Linked DNA regions of Homo sapiens: region 1 is linked to region 2. A link is an interaction called in ENCODE POLR2A ChIA-PET data of the cell type or tissue named here. Cell type or tissue: CD4-positive, alpha-beta T cell. All regions are shown on one strand.

The links. Peaks named below come from ENCODE experiments on the same cell type or tissue, not always from the same donor. Only the 100,000 strongest peaks of a DNase experiment are listed, where the experiment ranks them.
Region 1: POLR2A ChIA-PET joins it to region 2 with 8 read pairs; 1 of 35 experiments calls an interaction of 5 or more read pairs at or near these places.

The regions. Positions count from the first base shown.
Region 1 is chr12:121,493,222-121,495,721 of GRCh38, forward strand. It overlaps KDM2B (lysine demethylase 2B), which reads right to left. Exons shown (of 23, transcript NM_032590.5): 12 at 1,358-1,444. Among named protein-coding and RNA genes, the nearest start is that of MIR7107, 50 kb to the left of the region's middle. In CD4-positive, alpha-beta T cell, CTCF peaks have their summits at 1,176 (motif pointing right) and 1,377; a DNase peak (open chromatin) is centred at 1,150.
Region 2 is chr12:122,098,513-122,101,012 of GRCh38, forward strand. The region is part of intron 1 of MLXIP (MLX interacting protein); the gene reads left to right. Among named protein-coding and RNA genes, the nearest start is that of MLXIP, 21 kb to the left of the region's middle. RefSeq lists enhancers at 1-101, 102-755. In CD4-positive, alpha-beta T cell, no CTCF peak of the experiment used is centred here; a DNase peak (open chromatin) is centred at 1,489; H3K4me3 peaks cover 430 bases; H3K27ac peaks cover 2,193 bases.

The DNA.
Region 1 (2,500 bases), 610 kb before region 2:
AATAGCCAAAAAAAACCCCAAAAAAATCAGAAATTAACAAAATACCTCTTGGGGCTACTGAAGTCACAAATAATATTTAGAGTGCACTAACCTCAGGTCAGCCCTTGTCTGAAGGGTTTTGCATGCCTTATCTCATTTAGTTCTGACAACCACTGAAGAAAGTCTTGGTATAACCCATCTTTATAATCAAGGAAAGTAAGGCTCAGGACACTATGTAACTTGTCCAAGGAAGTAGTGAAGCTGCGTGGAGGCAGACGGATGGTACAGAGATGACCTGATACATATGTATCCCACCTAGGACCGCCTTTGGAAGGGTGCTCACCAAAACTGTTTTCTCTGGATGGTGGACTTTGAGGTGAGCACTGGATGAAAATTTGGCCTCTGCTGCCAAACTGACCGATCTTTGTGTACTTGGCTGTCCTAACGGGTGACTTGACCTTTTCAAGCCTCAGTTTCCTCATCTGTAAAATGACAGTCACAACTGTCTACCCCACAGAGTTGCTGAAGCGTAAATAAGATAAGGGCTGTGGAGGTCCAGACAACAAACTGCTCCTACAAAGTCCTCAACAATACAGCCATTATTCCTCTTCCTCATGTCCTGGTCCTTTCCCGTTTGATTAGACATTTTTTTTTTATTTTATTTTATTTTATTTTTTGAGATAGAGTCTCACTTTGTAGCCCAGACTGGAGTGCAGTGGTGCAGTCTCTGATCACTGCAACCTCCACCTCCCAGGTTCAAGTGATTCTCCTGCCTCAGCCTCCCAAGTAGCTGGGACCACATGTGTGCACCACCATGCTCGCATTTTTTGTATTTTTAGTAGAGACGGGGTTTTGCCATGTTGGCCAGGCTGGTCTCGAACTCCTGACCTCAGGTGATCCACCCGCCTAGACTTCCCAAAATGCTGAGATTATGGCGTGAGCCACCGCGCTCGACCGATTAGACATTTTTATGTTGAGCATCAACCAGTTTTACACACTGAGAAAAAGTTCCTTTCAAAAGAGGAGAAGACAGCCCATGAAGCAATTAAAGGAAAAGGGAAAAGGAAGGGAAGAAGCAAGGGAGTGAGGGAAGGAGAGACAGAAAATCCACCTAACCACAGGGAAAGGCGAGGTGTCAGCACCCCCCAGTTTTCCAAGTGACCACCAGGCGGCACTGTTCGCAGTTCCCACAGCTAGGTAAAGCAACCCCCTTTTAAAAACAAAAACATGGAACAAATCACCAAAATCCTTCATCTTAACTGCGGTGCCTTCATCTCAGGAGGCCCCATAGCTACCCAAAAAGTCGCGGCTGTTCACCCTACAGGAGGTGGGAAGGAGGTGGGAAGCGGCCGCCCGCTGCAGGCAGGCTGCGTCTTACCTTTGGAGTCTTCTTTGGCCAAGTCACCACAGGGACCCCAGTGATGGCCAGACTAGGGTCATCATCTGCGTGCTCCTTCAGGACGTTCTGTGGCCAAACAAAGCATCCATATTAGCCCAGGGGGAAGGGGAGGTCTCTGAAGACAGCTGAACAGCAGACATAGTCCAGCAAGGATCACACTCCACAAAGTCAGCGCCTGGCCATTGACTCCACCACCACCCACACATTCAATAGAAACCAAGTCACTAGGGTCCCCTGGGGCCCACGAAACACACAACGTTCCCCTCTGCCCTCTACAAAATTTCTTTAACAAAGCAAATCACATACCTCCCTGTGACTTCCACGTATGTATCACCCATGATCACAGTTATGACATCTAGCACTTGTCCAGAGCGTCGGGGACTCACACACAAACTTTTTCTTTTTTTTTTTTTTTTGAGACAGAATCTTGCTCTGTCACCCAGGCCGGAGTGCAGTTGTATAATCATAGCTCACTACATCCTTGACCACCTGGATCAAGTGATCCTCATGCCTTAGCCTCCTAAGTAGCTGAGACCACAGGTGCATGGCACCCTCCCTGGCTAAATTTTTTTTTTTTTTTTAGACAAAGTCTTACTCTGTCACCCAGGCTGGAGTTCAGTGGCGCAATCTGGGCTCAAGCAACTTCTGCCTCTTGGGTTCAAGCGATTTCCCTGCCCCAGCCTCCCGAGTAGCTGTGAATGCAGGTGTGCACCACCACGCTGGGCTAATTTTTGTATTTTTAGTACAGACAGGATTTTGCCATGTTGGCCAGGCTAGTCTCCAACTCCTGACCTCAAGTGACCCACCTGCCTTGGCCTCCCAAAGTGCTGGGATTACAGGCGTGAGCCAACACGCCCAGCCATAATTTTTAAATTTTTTTGTGCAGACAGGGTATATGCCATGTTGCCCAAGCTTGTCTCAAACTCCTGGCCTCGAGGAATCCTCCCTCCTTAGCCTACCAAAATGCTGGGATTACAGGGGTAAGCCACTGTGCCTCATTTAATTCCTACCAAGCACTCTGGGAGGGCTGGGCGGTGGCACTACGGATCCTCTAATGTTCACAAATTTAACTACGTACTCAGCGAAGCAAACAAAACCAACCTCCAGACCTTGATGCCTTCA
Region 2 (2,500 bases):
CCCAGTAGGCGACCCATGGCTGCAGAACAGCCAGCTCCAGCAATGTGTCATCCTGGAAGGGCAGCTGGCCTGCCTTCTGTCAGGTCACATGGGTTGGCTGATGTTGGTTTCTGTGTAATTTTTTTCCTCCTTTTTAACATGGTGCCTCAAAGTCACGGGGACTTGAGGGTAGAAATTAGGAGGGAAGGGCAGGTTTTTCAGCTGGCTCTTGGGCTGTGCTTGACAAAGCCATCATTGTTTTGAATAAAGTGCCAGTTGGTGTGGTTTGCGTCGCTCCGGTGCTCTGAAATTGGCTTCTCTTCTTCCACCTCTGCTGCTGATCCTGGGGGTGGGCTGGGAGGAGGACCACTGGTTCCAGAGAAGAAACCACTTCCCTTTGCCTCCCTGCTCAGCAGGAGCAGCGGGAACAGCGTCTTAGGACAGTGAGTTAACTACTGCAGAGCAGCTGGGCGTGGTGGCTCACGCCTGTAATCCCAGCACTTTGGGAGGTCAAGGCGGGAGGATCACTTGAGCCCAGGAGTGTAAGACCAGCCTGGGCAACATAGCAAGATCTTCTACAAAAATTATTTAAAAAATTAGCCAGTCATGGTGGCATGTGCCCGTGGCCCCAGCTACTTGGGAGGCTGAAGTAGGAGGATGGCGTCAGCTGGGGAGTTTGAGGCTGCAGTGAACCATGATCGTGCCACTGCACTTCAGCTGGCCTAGGCAACAGAGCAAGGCCATGTCTCCAAAAAAACCAAAACAAACCAAAACAAAACCCCAAAACAAACAAACACAAAAACCAAACTATTGCAAAGCAGATTGCTGTCTCTTGGTCCAGAGGGCATCCTGGACCCCAGCTGTTGGCAGCCAGCGGGCATCCTGGACCCCAGCTGTTGCAGCCAGCCTTGCCTCTTGGTAATGCCCTGGGGGCATTGCCCTTCCAGGCATCGTGCTGCGCACTGGTGGCCCCAGCCTCACTTGGCCCTAGCCTGTTCCAGACATGAGACCGCCTGCTGTGGTCAGGTTCCCCACCTGCTGTCCCTGCAGCCCGGGCTGATTTCCCCAATGACCTTTTTGGTCTGATGTCTGTCCCTATCATGTGTATGATGCCTCAGGCTACAAATAACCAGCAAGAGAGAACAGTTCCTCTGCTGAACTCCCTCAGGGGGAGGAGCAGAGCCTCAGGGCTTTGGCTTTCTGATGCCAACTTAGGTTGCATTGTCCTACCTCTGCGCCTCCTTGGTTTCCTATTTGTGTGGCTATATGAGGAATAGTCCTCATATCCAAATATATTTGTGGAAATCCCAGCCCTGAAGGAGTTTAGGGCATTAGGAGAACTCCCTTGGTGGGTGGGAGGGTGGAGGCGGCTCACATGGAAAGGTGTTTGTAGTGAGAAGATGGAGACTACATTTCCTCCCCAAGTCAGGAACTTCGTTTCTCTGCATTTGAATCAATAGCTCTCCAAGTGCAGTGTGGTTATACCCCGACATTTGAAGAGCCAGGAAGGAGGAAATGCAGAGTGCAAAAACATGTCAGGTCTCTGCCCCAGACAGCCAAGTTCAAGTGTTTTTTTTTTCTCAAAGATGGAGCTGCAGTGCAGGAGGAGTGTAGACCTGGTGAACAGAGCTGGGTGGTCAGGTGGCAAGATGAAATGACCTTATCTACAGGGTTAGTTATTCAGACTGACTTGGGAAGCACCTCTGTGGTACCATTTGAGGAGCACAGAAGAATCTGTGAATGGATCTAAAATGACTTCTTTAGGTCAGTCCTTTGAGTTTTATGGGATTAAGGTTGGCTTGCTATTAAAATGTGTTTGTAAAAATACCTAATTTGCCCCTCTCTTAAGGAATAGAGCTTCCTTTGATATTAACCAGTTTTCTAGATCACTGTTTATTTTGTTTAATCATCTCTTTTACAAAATTAACCATTTTTAATGGGAAGTAGAAATCTGTCTCAAATGCATACTCATTTTTGCTGCTTTCTTGAACATATTGAACATAACTTTTGATTATTTAGAAACATATTTTTGAATATTATTTATTGCATTATTGTGGTAATCTTTCATTGTTAAGGTATATTGAATTCTCTGTTCAACAGTCCCAGACTTTCTCATGAGTTAGGTTTTCAACTTGAATGATCATCTCCTCTAGGCTTTTGGCTGTCACTTGCTCAGCAGTGAGTTTCCCTTTTTGTCTGGTGTCTCCCATTTTCTATTGGTTTGCATAACTTGTTAAATTGAGTGTAAAACAAGGGTAATTAACTTAGTGAGGGTTTAGAGACTCTCCTCTGAGTCAAGTGCACAGACCTTTGTTATCTATCTTGAATTACTTTTACTTACTTCTGGATAACTAAATTAAGCTCCAGATAATTGTGAGATAATGGTATACATACAGACTCCTTTTACAGAATACTCCGAAGCCATTATTAGCCAGTTATTAGCCAGTTACATCAGTGAATGTTGTTCACCAGATTAACTTGTATGTGTAATAGAAATTATCTGCAAATCTTGTGAAAGGGC